Linked DNA regions of Homo sapiens: all the other regions are linked to region 2. Evidence: read pairs that join two places in POLR2A ChIA-PET (ENCODE). Cell type or tissue: CD4-positive, alpha-beta T cell. All regions are shown on one strand. Region 1 overlaps EVL (Enah/Vasp-like). Region 2 overlaps YY1-DT (YY1 divergent transcript). Region 3 overlaps EVL (Enah/Vasp-like). Region 4 overlaps EVL (Enah/Vasp-like). Region 5 overlaps LOC124903379 (a long non-coding RNA gene).

The links. ChIA-PET counts read pairs that join two places held together with the same protein. Peaks named below come from ENCODE experiments on the same cell type or tissue, not always from the same donor. Only the 100,000 strongest peaks of a DNase experiment are listed, where the experiment ranks them.
Region 1: POLR2A ChIA-PET joins it to region 2 with 5 read pairs; 11 of 35 experiments call an interaction of 5 or more read pairs at or near these places.
Region 3: POLR2A ChIA-PET joins it to region 2 with 5 read pairs; 9 of 35 experiments call an interaction of 5 or more read pairs at or near these places.
Region 4: POLR2A ChIA-PET joins it to region 2 with 6 read pairs; 11 of 35 experiments call an interaction of 5 or more read pairs at or near these places.
Region 5: POLR2A ChIA-PET joins it to region 2 with 9 read pairs; 10 of 35 experiments call an interaction of 5 or more read pairs at or near these places.

Annotation. Positions count from the first base shown.
Region 1 is chr14:100,071,255-100,075,254 of GRCh38, forward strand. All of the region lies in intron 1 of EVL (Enah/Vasp-like), which reads left to right. Among named protein-coding and RNA genes, the nearest start is that of EVL, 7.8 kb to the left of the region's middle. RefSeq lists enhancers at 1,432-1,581, 1,592-1,881. In CD4-positive, alpha-beta T cell, CTCF peaks have their summits at 1,617 and 1,816; DNase peaks (open chromatin) are centred at 527 and 1,637; H3K4me3 peaks cover 4,000 bases; H3K27ac peaks cover 2,451 bases.
Region 2 is chr14:100,220,022-100,224,021 of GRCh38, forward strand. All of the region lies in intron 1 of YY1-DT (YY1 divergent transcript), which reads right to left. Among named protein-coding and RNA genes, the nearest start is that of YY1-DT, 17 kb to the right of the region's middle. RefSeq lists a silencer at 3,191-3,485. In CD4-positive, alpha-beta T cell, no CTCF peak of the experiment used is centred here; DNase peaks (open chromatin) are centred at 1,660 and 2,090; H3K4me3 peaks cover 2,777 bases; H3K27ac peaks cover 3,273 bases.
Region 3 is chr14:100,097,872-100,101,871 of GRCh38, forward strand. The region is part of intron 3 of EVL (Enah/Vasp-like); the gene reads left to right. Among named protein-coding and RNA genes, the nearest start is that of MIR151B, 9.6 kb to the right of the region's middle. In CD4-positive, alpha-beta T cell, no CTCF peak of the experiment used is centred here; a DNase peak (open chromatin) is centred at 1,780; H3K27ac peaks cover 1,767 bases.
Region 4 is chr14:100,080,172-100,084,171 of GRCh38, forward strand. The region is part of intron 1 of EVL (Enah/Vasp-like); the gene reads left to right. Among named protein-coding and RNA genes, the nearest start is that of EVL, 17 kb to the left of the region's middle. In CD4-positive, alpha-beta T cell, no CTCF peak of the experiment used is centred here; DNase peaks (open chromatin) are centred at 1,520, 2,248 and 3,730; H3K4me3 peaks cover 2,774 bases; H3K27ac peaks cover 2,853 bases.
Region 5 is chr14:100,058,803-100,062,802 of GRCh38, forward strand. The region is part of intron 1 of LOC124903379 (a long non-coding RNA gene); the gene reads right to left. It also overlaps a transcript of EVL not described here. Among named protein-coding and RNA genes, the nearest start is that of EVL, 4.6 kb to the right of the region's middle. In CD4-positive, alpha-beta T cell, no CTCF peak of the experiment used is centred here; DNase peaks (open chromatin) are centred at 157, 2,160 and 3,985; H3K4me3 peaks cover 406 bases; H3K27ac peaks cover 3,155 bases.

The DNA.
Region 1 (4,000 bases), 150 kb before region 2:
GCTCAGTCACCATTTGGGTTTCCCATGTTAATATGCAGAGAGCTAATTCATTGTCTTTCATTGCTGTAATGCAGCAGTTCTCAAAATGTACTCCAGAGATTGACCCTCCTAGGAGTCTGTAGATCAGAACTGTATTTATAATATTACTAAGACATCATTTGCCATTTCAGCTCTTGTCTCATGAATTCATGGTGGAATTTTCCAGAGCTATGTGATGTTTTGACATCATCACTGTGGCAGCTAATGAAATGTCTGCTTGTATATTCTTGTGTTTTAAAAAATTATTAGTTTTAATTTCAAATAAGGTGAATATGGATAGACTTAACCTACATAAAACAGAAGCTTTTTGGCATCCTCAATAATTGAGTGTAAAGGGGTTCTCTTGACCAAAAAAGTTTGAGAACTATGTGTGTAAAATAGTCAGTTGTATGGCTGCACTACAGACAGCAAGCATGGAATTGAAAATACCACCTGCAAGGTGGCGGTTCCCCCTGGTAGAGAGGAGGGGCTCTGGGTCTGGGAGGAGGATGCAGGCGTCACTTGAACTAAACAGCTTTATGACTTGCTGTCAGATTTCCTAGACTGTGTGGTGGGATCGTGGGAACCTACTTCTCACAGGCCTGAAGTACTTCACAATAAACATTTTAAGTCTACTTCATAGCATGAAACCTGTTTCACACCTGTGCCCATTAAGAAAAAAAAATGGCACCCTATAAATGATTTAATAATTACTAAGGGGAAAATATAGCTTTCCATTGGAGATCTGGCAGTCACCTCTTAACCAACCTACAGTCTACATTCAGTTGGCCTGAATTCTTCACACACACAACATCTTTATCAATGAAAAATTTTTAAATAGTTTCACATCCTAGCTTAGCTTGAAAGGGAGTAAGCAGACGGCTCGATCAAATGTAATCCATGAGCAGATCCTACATCCCAAAAAATCAGAAACATTTTGTAAAAATTGGGTAACTTTTTTGTTGTTGTTGCATCGGAGTCTCCCTCTGTCGCTCAGGCTGGAGTGCATTGGAGCTATCTCCGCTCAGTGCATCCTACACCTCCCTGTGCCTCCTGGGTTCAAGCAGTTCTCCTGCCTCAGCCTCCCGAGTAGCTGGGACTACAGGCATGCGCCACTACACCTGGCTAATTTTTGTATTTTTAGTAGAGATGGGGTTTCACTATGTTGGCCAGGCTGATCTCGAACTCCTGATCTCAGGTGATCCACCTGCTTTGGCCTCCCAAAGTGCTGGGATTACATGGGTAAGTTTTAGTATGGACTCTGTATTAGATTTTTAGTAAAGTGTTGATTTTCTTTGTTGTAACAATGGTATTTAAGTTATATATTAGAATATCCTTATATTAAAGAAATGTATGCTCAGGTCCCTAGGACTGAAGTATCATGGTATCTGCAGCTGACTTTCAAATGGCTCAGGGGAAAGACAGAGATAACTCACATGTGGCAAATGTTAACCATGGGCAGGTTTAGTGAAAGGTAAAAGAGTGTCCCTTACATGTTCCTGTAGGTTTGAAATTTTTCAGATTAAAAAGTTGGAGTGAAAAACAGCTTCAAAGCAGGAAGTAAAAGTTGGAGCTGGGTTTTGCTGCGTCGCCAGGTGGAGCAGAAGAGCCTTACTGCACGGCGGAGCGTCAGGTTGCTGTCTAGTCCAGGCTCTGCCGCGGATCAGCCATGGGCGTTGGGCAGGTTACTTCCCTCTCCAGGCGTGTTTCCTAAGAAAATCACTGCAGAATGTTTTTCAGTTCTGATGCGGCTGTGATTTCAAGCGTCTCTGTTTCTCGGTCACTGAATTGGGACATGGCAACGTGGGTGTGCTTCCTCATTCACCTGGGTAGGTGTTGAGAAGTGATGAGGCCCCAGGGTGATGACTGAGGTCCCCCCACCCACCACTCTGCCTTTGCTGACACTCTTCCCTCTGCTTGAAATGGTTCTTTGTTTCCTCTTGAAAAGTCTTGCTTCCCCTTCATGACAACATCCCTTGGGTCCCCTGGGCAGAACTAAATGCCCTCCTCTTGTGACACTTTGCACGTACAGCACTTTTTCCTTTTTCTTTTTTTTTTTTTTTTGGGGAGACAGGGTCTTGCTCTGTCACCCAGGATGGAGTGCAGTGGTGCAAACACGGTTCACTGCAACCTTAACCTCCTCAGCTCAAGGGATCCTTCCACCTCAGGCTTCTGAGCAGCTGGGGCTACAGGCACCCACCACCATGCGTGGCTAACACTTTTTTATTTTGTGTAGAGACAGGATCTGTGTTGCCCAGGCTGGTCTCGAACTCCTGGGCTCAAGCTGTCCTCCCACCTTGGCCTCCCAAAGTGCTGGGATTACAGGTGTGAGCCACTGTGCCCGGCCCTTGTTTTATTTTTCAAATAAATGCAGGAAGAAAGAAAGAGAAAGCAGAGGTGGCCAGATCTCAAGTAAGTCATGCCACCCCCACCACAAAAATCCGTGGAGGCTGAGAAATACAATACCTGGCAAAACTCAGCAAACATAAAAGCCAGCAGTTATTCAAAGATATTTGTTGAGAAACCACTAGGGCCCAGTTACTAGAGCTACCGAGATGAACACTACTTTAAAAACCAAACCAAACAACCTGCCTCATGGAGGCACTTGCCCCTCAGTTCAGTGGCAAGTATGGTAAGTGTTCTGCAGAAAAGCTAAGCAGCTGAGGGGAGCGGCAGGGGCCCGAGGGTGTGCATTAGCATTCTCTTCAGTGGGTTCAGGGAGTCACCCCCGGGGGCGGTGGGGGCGGGGGGTCGGGGAGCAGTGTGAGTAGAGGCTAGAGGAAAGCACAGGAGCAAATCAGGGCCCGGAAACTGATTTCCCAACAGCCAGGGCTCAGGAGCGGGCCCTCAGTGACCTCCACAGTTGATCTGGGCCATTCCACAGACAGGACCCGACAGCCTGCTCCCACTTGGTGAGGCCTGAGGCAATTCTCCAGGCCACAGTGAGGAACCTGCCACCTTGTTTTTCTCGTTAGAAGTTAAAAGAGTAGTAGGTGATAATGACAGCTCTCCATGTGGACACGGAAGGCAGTTTCATGTAGATTCCACCCTAAGTCTTGCCTCATATGGATTTGCTGTTCATTCCAGCCAACATTGTCCTTTTTCAAGATAGTATCTGCTGGGTGCTAATCATGTTTAGTAAACTGCTCTCCTGTTTATTTCATCAGCCTTATTTGATCTCCAGCAAAGGTAAAAGAAAATGCAAAAAGATGATTCTACTTGTTTTACAGAGCTGTAAACTTACCTCCCTGAAGTCTTGTTGCTGGCAAACAATAGAGCCAGACCTGGGGCAGAGCTGGAGCTGTTGTCCACAGTGTTCTCACTTCCCCGCGCTGACTCCATGGTGAGGGCTGGCCTTAACTCTCTGTACCCAGCCTTGCTTCCCAGCACAGCACTGCTTCCTGGTGGGCACCAGCCAGCCAGACTTTCTCTAAAGTACTCTCTCTCTGTCTGCCCCTCTCCACCTTGGGAAAGACAGTGGTCAGAAAAGGGGCAGTCCAGAGAAGAGCCAAGCCATGCGGTGTCATGGCAGCCAAGGGAGAAGTTTCACACAGGAGGCGAGGAGGGCAAGAAGGAGGGCAAGAAGTCTGTGGCAAGAGCAGAATGGCGAGGCTGGGGCAGGCTGAGGGGAGACAGGGTGGGGCTGCCTGTGGGCAGAGGGGAGTTCATAGTGTGAGAGAGTTCTCCGAGAGCTGGAAGGAGAGGCCTCCAGATGGCAGGAGGCAGGGTCCTGTCCAGCAGTGTCTCTGACTTGACTCCCTGTGTGACTTGGGGGAGCCACACAATGAGAAGTGGGAATAAATGTGATAATGACCTCGTGATGGTGGTTTGAGCATTGTGTGAAGTCAGGTGAAGATGTCACCTATGTTACCAGAGCCAAGCTGCATGGCTGCAGGGGCTCTTCTGAACTAGCAAGTGATGTGCTTCAGAGAGAGACTGGAATTTGGCAAAGGAGAAAGCCCCTGTCTCCTCCTGTGTGCCG
Region 2 (4,000 bases):
CCCACGACCATGCCCAGCTAATTGCTGTATTTTTAGTAGAGACAGGGTTTCACCATGTTGGCCAGGCTGGTCTCAAACTCCTGACCTTGTGATTCACCCACCTCGGCATCCCAAAGTGCTGGGATTACAGGCATGAGCCACCGTGTCCGGCCAGGATCCTGCCTCTTAAAAAAAAATGTATATGTATATTTTCAAATCACGGTCTCACTCTTGTCACCCAGGCTGGAGAGCAGTGGCACAATCATGGCATATCTGTATTTATTTATTTATTTATTTATTTATTTATTTAGAGAAAGAGTCTTGCTCTGTTGCCCAGGCTGGAGTGCGGTGGCGTGATCTCGGCTGACTGCAACCTCCACCTCCCAGGTTCAAGTGATTCTCATGCCTCAGCCTCCCGAGTAGCTGGAATCACAGACATGTGCCACCACTCCTGGCTAATTTTTGTACTTTTAGTAGAGATGGGATTTCGCTATGTTGGCCAGGATGCTCTCAAACTCCTGACCTCAAGCCACCTCGGCTTCCCAAAGGGCTGGGATTATAGGCGTGAGCCACCATGCCCGGCCTACAGAAATATTTAAAAAAAAAAATTAGCCAGGCATGGTGGTGGTGTGCACCTGTTGTCCCAGCTGCTAAAGAGGCTGAGGTGGGAGGATCACTTGAACCCAGGAGTACTAGGCTGCAGTAAGCCATGATTGTGCCACTGCGCTCCAGCCTGGGAGACAGAGTGAGACCATGACTGTTGAGAAATAAAAAATAGGCCGGGCGCAGTGGCTCACGCCTGTAATCCCAGCACTTTGGGAGGCTGAGGTGGGCGGATCACGAGGTCAGGATATCGAGACCATCCTGGCTAATACGGTGAAACCCCGTCTCTACTAAAAATATAAACAAACAAACAAACAAACAAAACAGCTGGGCATGGTGGCGGGCACCTGTGGTCCCAGCTACTCAGGAGGCTGAGGCAGGAGAATGGTGTGAACCCGGGAAGCAGAGCTTGCAGTGAGCCAAGATCGCACCACTGCACTCCAGCCTGGGCGACAGAGCAAGACTCCGTCTCAAAAATAAATAAATAAATAAATAATAAAATACAGGCAGACACAGGATAGCTGACACTCGAGGCTGCTGCCCAGTAGGTGCCCCAGGAAGTTGGCTCCCTCACATCTGCCCTGACCTCTTCCAGCTCGTCCAAGCGGCTCACCATCACCATGGAGCTTCCGAGAAAGTCGCCCACTCCAGAAGCAGCCTTACTGCTTTCACAGCTTTTATGATTTAAGGCTGAGTTGTTACTTTGCCCCCAAGGTAGGCCCATAAATCTGCCCTTAGGACAGAGTTACATCCATGACCCAGGCCCCATTCTGCTAAGGAGTTCTTTTGGTTGTTTGTAGGACCTGACCCTTGTAACTTGGTTTAAAGCAGGCTGGACAGTTTAAACCAAGCCCAAGCATATGCAATGTGTAAAATACAGGCTGAATTTACAGCAGGAAGTTGGTTCTCCTCTCGGGACAACCAGGGCCCTTGAGTTTTGGGAACTGGAACAACAGAGGCTCCCAGAGGGGAAGTGACTTTCAATCCAGTTCAGATATTGAGCACCTCTCTGTGTAAGGCTTGCGATACTAGCTCTTTGCTAACAACCGCAGCCCCAAAGGCTGCTCTTAACTGGGCGTGGCCTCACTGCCTCGGCAGGCTTTCACTTCAGGAGCATTGATTGAGCCGCTCTTTGTAAGCAGCAGTGGAATCAAGTAGCAACCGACACAATCAACAGGGAGAGATAACCAAGCACCCAAACCAGCACAGAACTGCAAACTGCGCTGCTATGAAAACACAGATGGGGTGAGGGAGAAGGAATATTGGGGAGGGTGGAGCTGCCCGGCTCGCGGTAAGCAGAGGATCTTTGCAGCGGAGATATTTAAGCTGAGACCTGGAGAAGAGGAACTAGCAGAGCAAAGAAACAGGAGAGCAAGGGAAAAGCATTCCAGGCAGAGGGAACCACATGTGCTAAGGCAATGAGGAAGGAGGAGTGTGGTGTGTTTGAGGAATCTGGCCTGTGCGAGGGGCATACGACAGGAGTTGAAGCAGGCAGGGGAGGAGCTACGCCTTAAGCCTTGGTCGGGGGTTTGCATTTCCTTTTCAGTAAAACTGTCTTTTGAAGGGTTCTCAGCAAGGGAATTCCATGATTAGATTTGTCTTTAAAATGCCATGGGCTGTGGGGGTGAGTGATGAGCGGAAGCTGGAAGGCCACAGGGGAGCCCCAGGGGTGGGGCTTGGGGTGCAGGTCTGATGTGGGAAGTGTAGGAAATTACTCTCAGTATTTAAACTGACAAGGGTTAATACAGGGAATTAGGAGCTTATGGGATAGGCTGAAAACAATGGGCTGGGGATCCGGGAATGGCTGACCCACCAAAAAGAGCCAAGTCAGGAAGGTGGGATCAGGGGGCCTCCACTAGCATTACTGAGTTCAAGAGTGTGCAGCTGCGGGGTGACCAGGGGTTCAGAAAACAATGTGACCACTCCTGCAACAACTTCCTCCTGGCGCCCACAAACCGAGGCGCAGACACGGAATGAGCTCCGTCTCCATGAACTTGCCAGAAAACAAAATAGGGGGAAGACTATTAATCCACCTGACTTCAGCCTTCCCAAACGGAACATCTGATTGAAGAAGCCCAGTCTTCTTCCAGGACCCCAGTTCCCAGAGAGTTTGAGAAACAGTTTTTACCTTGCCAGTCTGCAGACCCAGAGGAAATGCCAAAGAGGAGGCCTAGCCCATCCCATTCCCAGCACCCAAGAGGGGAGAAGGAGAAACACCGGGGAGACCTGGCTTGTCGGTGGAGTAGGTGTGGAGACGCAGGCTGGCCCCCAGGGCTCTGATTTATACAGTGGGTGGATGGGGGGAGGGAAGGAAGGAAGGAAGACAGGATGCGAGGGCAGGCTAGGGGTCCAGCTGTGGGGGCCCATGCAGAGCTCCAGAGGCTCTGGCCTTTTCCAGCCCTGTGGTTCAAGGGGACCGGGGGGCAGTGCTTCTCTATAGATCACTGACCCACAGGGAGAGAAATCAATTAAAGCCTGTTTACTCACTGAAAAATAACTTAGGCTGGAATTTTTCAAGGGGGAAAAGAAAGCCCCAAAGCACAATGCATCTGCTGGCCACTGGCTCTATTAATAACATAGAAAGCCATCGCCAATAAACAGAACAAGTGTGAAATACACACAGTGCCTCTATTAAAAGGGAGGAGGGGGTGGGAAGACAGACATACCAGGGACGGGAAAAGAAAAAACTGACACACCAGGAGGAGGACAGGAAGAGACTGCGAGAGACAAGATGGGAGAGCTGGGTCACAGGCAGGATGAGAACTAGTGAATAGGCAGCTGCAGTCAAAGACACAGATGCGAGGAGGTGCGAGGAGTGATTTTGCTCTTTGTCCCCTAAGTAGGAGCTCTGTTTGATTCACTGTAAAGGCTATCCCATGCTTCTGAAAGCAGTCTCTAAATCCTCAGCTGAGTTGCTGACGTGACCTGTACCAGCTGGAACAGCCTAGATGCACTTCTCAATCTGCTTCCCAGTGACCCACATGTGGCCATGTCTCATAGCTTTGAATAGTGAGCTCTTATTGCACACACTTGCTGGGAGGTCAGTGGATGAGTTTCATCTTTAATTCTTTATTCTCTCCCCTGCCTTGCCTAAGGTAACCATTATTAACTAATGAGTGTGTATCTCCCATTCCTTTCTTTGTGCTCACGTAACATATCAACACAGCTAGCTGGACTGATAGGAGGAGTGGCAGGTTTCAACAGAGACATACAAGTACAGTTCAAAGCCCAAAGCCATGTGTAACACACATACCATGCTGATCAGGGGAATATGGTCGCTCAAGAGGGAGGGCTTATGTCGGGCTGGAATGCTGGGAAAGTGGCATCTCAGGCGGAAGTTGAAGGATTAAGTGTCCAGAGGCAGAGTGTGGGGAGGAATACATTCCAGGTAGAAGGCAAAGCAAGGAGACAGCTGGGA
Region 3 (4,000 bases), 120 kb before region 2:
TGAGATATAGATTTGTACAGATGTGTCCCTGAAGCCACATATCCAGATCTGTTTTAAACTTGCCATCCTGTTTCCATATTCCAGAGCAAACATTTGAGAGAGATGGGAGAAAACAGTCAAGAATTTATTTTTGAATTTAATTATTCATTCATATGTTTAACAAAAGTTTATTAAATGCTTACTGAGGGCAAGAAACCGTGTAGGCAAAATAGATAAGAAATGAACAGCGGCCTTCCCCTCAAGGCATTTAGTTTTTCATGGTAGACAGGTTCATAAACAGCTAACTGGAATGTATTGCAGTAAGTGTTTAAATAAAGGTACGTGCAAGGTACTTAGGGACCACAGAATAGGACATAAGTAACTGCCCTTCAGAGCCGCCAAGGGAGACCTCCACAGTGGTGGTGCCGTCTGAGCCGGAGTTCTGGGTGAGCAGTTCACAGGCAGAGGCAGGAGTGGGCATCGCAGGCGGGAAAAGCAGCAAAGGCAGAAGGGCCTGAGTGAGCCCGTAGTGCTGGGAAGAGGGCGATGCAGCATTTCTGGGGCCTGGAGTGCAGATAGGAAAGAGATTGGAAATGAAATTGGAAAGGCATCAGGGCTTGCACAGTGAAAGGCCCCAAATACCTGGAAGACTTTGGGCTTGCTTGATACTTAGGGTAGACATTGGGAGAGGGGCTAGCAAAAAGTTTCTCAGCAGGACAGTTAAAGCAAAGAAGCAGAATTACATGTGGCTTTTATTGGACATTTGCAGTGGTAGCTTTGGAGGGAGAAACAAGGCTTTCCCAGGATGGGTGTCTTGATTGACTGGGTTATGGTCCTGCCATCGGCTGGAGAGCCTACCTTGGGAGAACTTGGTAGTTAAGAACCAGGCATGGAGTCACACTGGTCAGTTTGAGTCCTGGTTCTGACATATGCTAGCAGAGGAACTCTTGAGCAAGTTACTGAATGTTTTTGTGCCTCAATTTCCTTACCTATAAAATCGGGGGATATAGAGTTGTTTTTACATTTAAATGAACTAGAATGTAAAATGTTTCTCAGGTTGCCTGGCCTAGTAACAACTCTATTAGCATTTGTGAGTATTATTACGATCATTATTGTTGCTGCTGCTGTTACTGCTATCAGAATTGAGGTGGGAAATGAAGAGACATAGTACTCAGAACCTGGAGGGCTGTGGCATTTAAATATCTACTGGCGCCAGGCGTGGTGGCTCAGGCCTATAATCCTAACACTTTGAGAGACCAAGGCAGAAGGATCACTTGAGGTCCGGAGTTCAAGACCAACCTAGGCAACATAGCAAGACCCTGTCTCTACAAAAAAAAAAAAAAAAAAAAGAAAAAGTGTGTACTGGGCCTGATATATTGGAGCTTTAGGACCCAGTTTAAGTGTTAGGAGATCTGGGCATTGTGGTGCATGCCTGCAATTCATGAGGCTGAGGTAGAAGAATCACTTGAGTCCAAGAGTTCGAGTCCAGCCTGGACAACATAGTGAGAGCCTGTGTCTTACATACAAACACACACCCACACACACACACACTGTAGGAGAGTTTTGTGGTTTTTTTAAGTAAATAAAGAACATGTTTTGAACATGCTTCCCATGGGTCGTGCGTAGAGCAGGTACTGGCAGCTTTCCCTATCTTGACAATGCTCCAAAGTTTGTAGATTTTCTGCTTAGTACTTGGAGAGCATGGTAAGGAAGCATCTTAATCATGGCAGTGTTGAGTGATGAGCACAGGGCCTGAGGCATCGTAAGTGCCCAGCAAATGTTTACTAAACTGTCTGTTTCCACCCAAGAGCCATGAGGTGAATTTAACATTTCCGTCTGAACTTACCTCGCCTGCCTCCAGGATGTGGGAGTTAAGCTTTTTTTTTTTTTTTTAATTTTATTTTAGTAGAGACAGAGTTTCACTATGTTGGCCAGGATAGTCTTGATCTCCTGACCTTGTGATCCGCCCACCTTGGCCTTCCAAAGTGCTGGGATTACAGGCGTGAGCCACTGCGCCCGGCCCAGCTTTATTTTACTTGTACATGCAGATACTTGTAGTTTTTATTTAATTTAAGTGGTTGGTCTGAAAGTGCTTTTTTTTTTTGCCCCCAAGGTAGCTTTATTTTACTTGTACATGCAGATACCTTGGGGGCAAAAAAAAAAAAAAAAAACACTTTCAGAGCAAGTGCTTAAATTAAATAAAAACTGCTAGTTATTTTATTAAATTCACCAGAGAATCACAGGTAAATCTGTTAATCCTGCCCTCATTTTCAGATAAGAAAGCCATGCCGCATTATGAGGAAACAACTTCTCGTTGTCAGATAGTAAGATCCAGAACCCGACCTCCTACATTCCCTGGGGTTGAATGAGTGTCTTGTTGAGGCGGGGGCGGGAGACATCAGCTAGTTTGGATGTATGCATACAATGTGAGAGTACCCCAATTTGAAGCTTTCATGAGGAGGAACAGTTAGTTGTCCACTCTGGTTCAGCTGGTAGTGACCTCCTTTGCATGGACTGCAGGTCCTGCAGCCCACTGACGAATAAGCTTTTGCTTCAGCCGAGGTCCAAGCCTACTGACAATACCATGCGCAGATAAGCAGATGCAACTTGATGAACTGTTAACACGTGTGTGCGCAGTTCCCAGTGCCAGACCGAGAAAGAAAATGTAGTCAGCACCAAAAGGCCCTCCCCGCAGTCCCTGCACTTAAGAATAGATACGAAGTCCACTTTTGTTTTTGTTTTTGAGCGTCATGTAAATGAAATCATACAGTGTGTATGATTAGCTTGGCTTGTTGGCATGTGTCTGTAGTCTCAACTACTTGGGAGGCTGAGGTGGGAGGATTGCTTGAGCCCAGGAGGCAGAGATTGCAGTTGCAGTGAGCCAAGATTGCACCACTGCACTCCAGCCTGTGTGACAGAGCAAGAGTCTGTCTCAAAAAAAAAAAAAAAAAAAAAAAAATGGAAGTATGAACCTTCCAACATTTATGTGGCTAAGGTACTCTGCCGAGGACCATGCAAAGATGTGCCATAATGTAAGCACCATCTACTTTTAAACATGTTGGTTGTCCCCATTTTCCACGATTATCCTCATGTGGTAGAGGGCATTCTTGTTATTTTTATGTGTATGTATACTTTGTATCTCATGTGTCCATATTCGCATGCTTGTCCAGTTATTTTCCTTGGGCATGTTTCTGTGTCAAACAATATATGTGCTTTTCAAGTTTTGGGTCCGGGCATGGTGGCTCATGCCTGTAATCCCAGCACTTTGGGAGGCCGAGGTGGGCAGATCACCTGAGGTCAAGAGTTCGAGACCAGCCTGGCCAACCTCGTCTCTACTAAAAAGACAAAATTAGGCCGGGCGCGGTGGCTCACACCTGTAATCCCAATACTTGGGGAGGCCAAGGCAGGCAGATCACCTGAGGTCGGGAGTTCCAAGACCAGCCTGACAAACATAGGGAAACCCCATCTCTACTAAAAATATAAAATTAGGCATGATGGTGCGTGCCTGTAATCCCAGTTACTCGGGAGGCTGAGGCAGGAGAATCGCTTGAACCCAGGGGGCGGGATTACGGTGAGCTGAGATTGTGCCATTGCACTCCACTTTGGGCAACAAGAGCGAAACTCTGTCTCAAAAAAAAGAAAATTAGCTGGGTGTGGTGACGCATGCCTATAATTCCAGCTACTCGGGAGGCTGAGACAGGAGAATCACTTGAACCCAGGAGGCAGAGGTTGCAGTAAGCCGAGATTGTACCATTATGCTCCAGCCTGGGCAACAAGAGTGAAACTCCGTCTCAAAAAAATAAGTAAAAATTAGAAAATAAAGTTTTGGGAAGTCTTGCCAAATGCCTTCTAGCATGACTATACTGGTTTACACGCTGTCCAGCACAAGACAGTTGCCCACTCCTCAGACTTCATAATTCATAAGCACTAGGCATTAGTACTCTCATTAATCTTTGTAAACACAAGAGAAGGGAAACATTTTTATTTGCATTTTTCTTTTTTTGGGAGGATGGAGTCTCGC
Region 4 (4,000 bases), 140 kb before region 2:
AATTGTCTTGGGCCACACATAAAATACACTAACATTAACAATAGCTGATGAGCTTTTAAAAAAATCTCATAATATTTTAAGAAAGTTTACAAATTTGGGCTGCATTCAAAGCTGTCCTGGGCCACATGCGGCCCACAGCTTGGACAGGCTTGGTGTATGATCTAAAAAAATTAACTGCTGAAGCAGCGACAGGACAAAGATTGTGGCTTTTCCCATCTTCCCTGCTGTGCCCTGCCCCATGCTGGGCTCATGGACAGAGCTCAGCGAGTACTCAGCGCTTGTCTGAGGGAGCTCTTGAGGTCAGACTCACCTTGTACAGATGAGGAAACTGAGGCCTAGAGTCACATGGTCTTTCTCCTATAAGTGATAGAAGTGCAGTCTGAAGCTTTAAGAGTTTAGGTCTTGCATGACACACGGAGGGAAATTACAGGTGCAGATTATATGGGCCCCACAAATACATGTACGAAGGCCCAAAATGACAGGGGAATTGGACTGCTTGTTTGAAAAGAGCCTTCCCCCAAGAGAGAAATTCTAGTTATACCTACAGCTCAGAGATGCCTGTTAGATCCCAGGGGGGAAAGAAGTCCACCAACCTGGTAACTTAACACCATGCAGAACAAACCAGTGTGTTTTGACTGATTTCACTCCCCAACTAATCAACAGATTGTTTTGATCATATAAAAGAAGCCTGTGAGACTTGAAGACCTCATGGGAACCATTTAGTAAATGAAATTTCATATGTATATGTTTTTTAAAAAGTTCATTCATTTATTCAATAAATAATTTAAGAAAATATTTGCCTATCAAATTTCCTTATAGCTAGGCACGGTGGCTCATGCCAGTAATCCCAGCACTTCGAGAGACCAAAGAGACCAAGATGGGAGGATCACTTGAGCCCAGGAGTTTGAGATCAGTCTGGGCAACATAGCGAAACCCTGTCTCTACAATAACAATAATAATAATACAAAATTAGATTTCCTCAAGGGATAGATGATTTGGACAAATTAAATTTATGATGCCTAGGGAGGGTGTGTATGATACAGAGTTTGAGTATTTATCCAGGTGAAGATGTCGAGAAGGCAAGTCAATATATATTGCTCAGAGGCAATGTCGAGGTTAGATAGCAATCGAGATTTTATTAAAACAAAAAATTTCAAAGGTATAATAAGCCCAAATTAGCAAAACAAATCTTAAGTAGAATAAATGTGTGTATTTTCTTGCATTTAGGTTTTGTTAGTAGCAATAAAATAAGAGACAAACCAATACTATTCAAAGGGTGGGGGGAAACCAGGGGTTTTGGTTAACCACAAGTTTAATTTGAACCTAAAGTATTAACAACAGCAAAAAAAAAAAAAAAAAAGGAACCTGTAGCTATAATTACAAGAAGAAAAATGGTTATTGGTCTTCAGGCATCTAGTGGCAAGCACAGTGCTTTATTTATGCCATCTCTGTAACTCCCCTAAAAGGTGTGTGTGATACCCCAGGTATGCTTCACCCCCACCTAGTGCTAGCGGTTCTCTACGTGCCGTGCAGTTCTTTACTCCCTGCCTCTGCTCAGCTGCCTGTCTCTTCCTCCTAGAACCCCACATCCCCTTCCTGAATTCATCTTAAAACCCACACAGCGTTTGCTTCAGAAAGCCTCCCCAGGCCTGGCGCAGTGGCTCACGCCTGTAATCCCAGCACTTTGGGAGTCCAAGGCGGGCAGATTGCTTGAGGCTGGGAGTTCAAGACCAGCCTGGGCAACATGGTAAAACCCTGTCTCTACTAAAATTTAAAACCCTGTCTCTGCTAGAATTTAAAAGATTAGCCAGGCGTGGTGGTATGTGCCTGTAGTCCCAGCTTCATGGGAGGCTGAAGCACAAGAATCGCCTGAACCTGGGAGGCGGAGGTTGCAGTGAGCCAAGATCGCGCCACTGAGCTCCAGCCTGGGCAACAGAGTGAGACTCCGTCTCAAAAAAATAAATAAATAAAAATTTAAAAGAAGAAAGCCTCCCCTGTCCCCCCCTCCCCCGCATCCCTCCAGGCTGGATAAGGTTTATAATTACTCATCTGACTGCCTTACTAGCTGTGAGCTCACTGAGGGCAGGTACTGTTCTACCCATCTCTCTTTCATTAATGTTTTTTGACTCACTACCATCTACTGGTCAGACTAAGCCTGGAATATTGTGCCCAGTTTTAGGACCCAGACTGATTAGTTACTGGGATGGCGAGGGGACTGGTAGCTTTGTCGTGTGGCTGATGGAAGGAAGCGCTCTTCCTTCAGCTATCCGGTGGGTTGTCACAGGCTCTGCAGAGCACCCTGTGTGACTCTGGAGAGAAGCGAGTGGCATGTCACTCAGAACAAGGAGGGGTTGTCTAAATTAAAACCATTTACAACCAACGGGTTGCTTTGGAGAGTAGTAAGTTAAGTTTCCCATCACCCAAAGCTCAGTGTGGACTTGTGAGGGCAGCTTCATTGGACACAAAAGTGGATTAGTGTCTATAGTTCTTTTCAGCTCTGAGATTATTTAGTGAGCATTTATTAGGCACCTGCTCTGTGCCAGGTTCTGACACAGGTCAAAAGTCTGCGAAAGGAGAAAGGCCAGGAAGGATGGACTAGAAGCATCTCAGACCACATCACAGTGCTGAGAACATTTGGGCCAGGCTGATAGGGTGTCCCCAAACCAAGGCTTCCCCCACAGAAGAGTCCTGTGTTGGGCAGGAATGGGCTGGCACTGGTGCCCCTGCCACATTCAGTCAGCGGCTGGGAGCAGCATGGCCTCTGTGCACCAGCTCTGCTCCCATAGCAGGTTCTCCTGCAGGGGAACTGAAGGGCGTGCTTCCATGGCTGCCACACAGGGACTCTAGAAAGCATTGCCCCTCACACAGCACCTTCCCAGAGTGCTCCCCCAGAATCATCTCAAGGGCTCTGTGGTCACCTTCCAGCAAATGGTAGAGCTGGGCACCAACTCAGATCCCTCTGATTTAATAAAACCCATGTTTTGTTAACCAAGACCATGCTGCATCTCAGGATCTCTCCTAGCTCCTGAGACAGCATCCAGAACACACACCTACTTGTCGACTGTCACAGTTAGCAACTGAGTGTACCAGAAGCAGTAAGTGCCAGAATTCAGCCCATCACTTGATTTATGGTTCATTTACATTGGGATAGAACTGTGATTTGACCCAACGTCTGTCTGGTTCTGTGTACAGTTTACTCTATCTTTTTTTTCTGGAGACAGTCTTACACTGTCACCCAGGCTGGAGTGCGGTGGCACAATCACAATTCCCTCTTTAAAAAAAAAAAAGAAATAAACGAGTATTGCTTTTTTAAATTTGGGAATTCTAATATGCTAGAGAAGATGTTAAAGATTATTAGGTTTATGAAGAGCCAGTGGGCTCCGAGAGACTTCCCCTGAATACCGTGGCAGGAGTTTTAGTGTATTAATTTTAGTAATGACTATTTTATCCTTTCAGGGGCTTCTCCCCTGCTTCTCTGTCATACTTTGAACAAATGAGGTTGCTTTACTACGTAAATGTCTTCAGCAAAGTATGGTGCAGCCATCTATTTATTTTGATTTATGTTGCATTTTTCTTTAGATCACCAAAATACTTCATTGCCTACATAGCTTATCTGATGCTACCCTAGCATAATACCATAAATGAAGCATTTTGTTGGATGTTGCAAAGAATATTATCTATGTCATATGCTCTAGAGTCAGACAGAAGTGGTTGGAAATCCCCAGTGTAATCACTGAATACGTGTATGAACTTGTATACATCTTTGCAAGTCTCTGAGCCACTTTTTTCTCATCTAAAAAAATGGAGAATGGAGGTAATAAATAGCTGCTTCATAAGTCATGAAGCTTAGATGCTTTAATAATGCATTCTCTCTCTCTCTCTTTTTTTTTTTTTTTTTCCGAGACAGTTTCACTCTGTTGTCCAGGCTGGAGTGCAGTGGTGCAATCTTGGCTCACTGCAACCTCCATCTCCTGGGTTCAAGCAATTCTTGTGCCTCAGC
Region 5 (4,000 bases), 160 kb before region 2:
TTCATAATTCTTCTCAAGTGCTTCATTAAAGCTAGATGATAGAGTTAAAATAGTACTCTATTTTATCTACGTACGTGTAATTGGAGTGCCAAAAGGTTCACTCTTACCTGTTACCTACCTAGTGAAACTGATAAAAGACAGTAGTAACGTGTGAAGGACAGAGGAAATGAGGGGTGAAACTGAAAGGCACTTCTCACAGAAAAGATGTTTACTCTTAGGCTAGCATCTTCAGAAAATGAAAAAGAATACCCTTTGGTAGTTTAATAATCATATTTGACTTCTGCCTCTGGCCATGGCAGAATAATGGTAATGACTTGCTCTCTTGACAAAAGCAACTATGAAACTGTGTAAAATATGTGAAGCAACTGAATATACAAAGGGTACTGAGACTCATAGAAGATATTAAATCCCTGCCATTTTCAGACATTGGACAGATAAGATAGGACTTTGATTCTTGAGAGAAGAAACACCATGAGAAGCCCCTGGCTTTCTGCCTGCAGTCACTATCTAGTCTTGGCATGGAGTGGTGGAGCCCAAATGGAAAGGTGATTTTAGTCAGCTCAGTGGGCAGAAATTAGAATTCTACGCCACTGAAATAGTTGGACTTTGCAGGGCAAGGAACTAGAGAAATGGAAGCCCTGTGACAGGGCAAAGACAGCAGAGTTCTGTGTAAGGATTCTATTTGGATTGTTGGCTGAGGGCTGGGTGTGCATGTACAGAGTGAGATTCTTCATGAGGCCTGGCAGAGATCGCCTGCTGTAGGGCTGAGAGCTGAATGATGATGCCAGAGGTCATTCAGTTCTGGGAGATGTTGCAGATCCGGCTTAACCTGAATGAAGAAACCGCCCAGAACACCTCAGGCATTCAGTTGAGATCCCAGAACTGTCACACTTTAGGAGTAGGACTGTGCTCTTGAGTCAGATGGGGGGGTGGTTGCAGAGGAGGGGGATACCCTAGGGCTAAGTTCAAAATGGAAATAGAACTGAAGAAAGGTTTGAACCAAGCTTGGTAGCACCAAAAGGATCTGCCAGTAATTTCCCTGACTACCAGAACAGACTTCACATCTTTAAAGAAAGATAGCATAATCCAGACTTTCTGCAATGTATCATACAGTATCTAACATACAATCATAAGTTAGTAGACATATAGAGTCAGAAAATATGACATATACTTAAGGGGAAAAAAGCAGTCAGTAGACCCTGAAATGCTCCTGAAGTTGAAACGAGCAGGCAAGTTCTTCAAATTACCCATAATAAATATGTTCACAGACTTTAAGTAAAAGGTGGATAAAGTGAACAAACAGGAAATCCCAAAGGAGAAATGGAAATTATAAAAAACTTGCCCAGTGCCGGGCGCGGTGGCTCACGCCTGTAATCCCAGCACTTTGGGAGGCCGAGGCGGGCGGATCACGAGGTCAGGAGATCGAGACCATCCTGGCTAACACAGTGAAACCCCGTCTCTACTAAAAAATACAAAAAATTAGCCGGGCGTGGTGGCGGGCGCCTGTAGTCCCAGCTACGCGGGAGGCTGAGGCAGGAGAATGGCGTGAACCCGGGAGGCGGAGCTTGCAGTGAGCCGAGATCGCGCCACTGCACTCCAGCCTGGGCGACAGAGCGAGACTCCGTCTCAAAAAAAAAAAAAAAAAACTTGCCCAGTGAAAATTCTACTACTGGAAATGAAATGAAAAATTTACTGGATGAGACTAAAAGTGGATCAGAGATCCAGAAGAAAGGGTAGTGGACTTGGAGACAGATCAATAGATATCTAATCTGAAAAATGGGAAAATATTTTAAAAAGAATTACCAGTGCCTTGTGATAATATCAGGAGGTCTACATACGTGTAATTGGAGTGCCAGAGGAAGAGGAGAAAGAGAATGAGGCAGAAGAAAAATAATTGAGGAAATAATGACCAGAATTTCCCAAATTTGGTGAAAAGCCTTAAATTACATACCTAAGAATCTCAGTGAAACCCTAGCAAAATGAATGCAAAAAGAACCACACCTAAACCCATCAAAGTCACACTGCTGAAAACGAAAGAAAAAGAAAATATTAAAAATGACCAAAGGAAAAGGGATCCATTGCATACATTATATGTGAATGATGGCTGACTTCTCAGAAACCATGGAGGCCAGAAGACAATGAAACAATACCTTTAAAGTGCTGAAAGACAAAAAAAAAAAAAAAACCTCAGTATTCTCTATTCACAAAAAGTGCTTTGAAGCTTGAAGACAAAGATGTTTTTCAGATAAAAGAAAACTAAGAGAATGTATTGCCAACTTACCTGTTGTACAGAAAATCCTAAAGGAGGCCAGGCATGGTGGCTCACGCCTGTAATCCCAGCCCTTTCGGAGGCTGAGGTGGACGGATCCCTTGAGACCAGGAGTTTGAGACCAGCCAGGGCAACATGTTGAAACCCTTCTCTACAAAAAATACAAAAATTACAAAATACAAAAAATACAAAAATACACCAGACATGGTGGCACATGTCCTTAGTCCCAGCTACTCAGAAGGCTGAGGCAGGAGGATCATTTGAGCCTGGGAGGCAGAGGTTGCAGTGAGCTGAGATCACCCAGCTTGGGTGACAGAGCAAGACCCTGTCTCAAAAAAAAAAAAAAAAAAAAAAAAAAAAGAAATGCTAAAGGAAGTTCCTCAGGCTGCAAAAAAAAAAAAAAAAAAAAAGATACCAGGAAATTCAAGTGCTCGGGGATGGATAAAGATTACCAGAAAAGAGAAATATATGAGTAAACCTAAAGACTTTTATTTCTTCAATACACGCACACACGCACATGACTTGAACAATCCCGGGGTTAGGGTACTGGCCCCTCGAACAGTTGAAAATCCACCTAAACTTTTGCATCCCCCAAAATTTTAGCTATTAAGAGCCTGTTGTTGACAGGAAGCCCTACCAATAACATAAGCAGTTGGTTAATACATACTTTGTATATTATGTGTATTATACACTGTATTCTTATAATTAAGCTAGAGAAAAAATTTTATTAAAATCATAGGTGAAAATATGTTTTCATTAGTTTCACTAGTCATTAATTGGAAATGGATTATCTTAAAGTTCTTCATCCTTGTCATCTTCACATTGAATAGGCTGAGGAGCAAGAGGAAAAGGAGGGGTTGGTCTTGCTGTCTCGGGGTGGCAGAGGTAAAAGAAATTCCATGTGCAAGTGGACCTGGGTCAGGCATGGTGGTAGCTCATGCCTGTAGTCCTAGCACTTTGGGAGGCTGAGATGGGAGGATTGCTTGAGCCCAGGAAGTTGAGGCTGCAGTGAGCTGTAATCATACCACTGTACGCCGGCCTACGCAACAGAGTGAGACCACATCTCAAAAAAAGAAATAGTAGTATAATGGACCTGTGAAGGTCAAACCTGTGCTGTTCAAGAGTCAGCTGTGTGTATATATATATATATGTATATATATATATATGACTGTCCAAAACAAAAATATGTAACATTGTATTTTGAGTAACATATGACAGCTACACCATAAAGGATGGGAATGGAGAATGAAATTATGCAATTATGAAGTTCTTAACATTTTACTGAAGTGGTACAATATTAACTCTAAGTGTACCCTACAAAGTTAAGAATGTATATTGTAATCCCTAGAAAGACCTCTAAAAAAAAAAGAGGTATAGCTAAAAAGTCAATAGAGAAATTCAAATGGAATTCTGAAAAGTATTTAGTTTACCCACAAGAATACAGGAAACGAAGAACAGAGGAACCAGAAACAGATGAGACAAACAGAAAACAAATAGCAAAGTAGTAGACCTGTATCCATCTACATCAATAAACTAAATGTAAATAGACTAAATACCCCAATTAAAAGATAGAAATTGTCAGACTGGGTGAAAATGCAAGACTCAGTCATACACTACCTATAGGACATACTTTAAATACAAAGATACAAATCGACTGAAAGTGAAAGGATGGGTAGTAGGCAGAGTAATGCCATCACCCCGCCGTAATCCCTAGAACCTGTGACTGTGTGA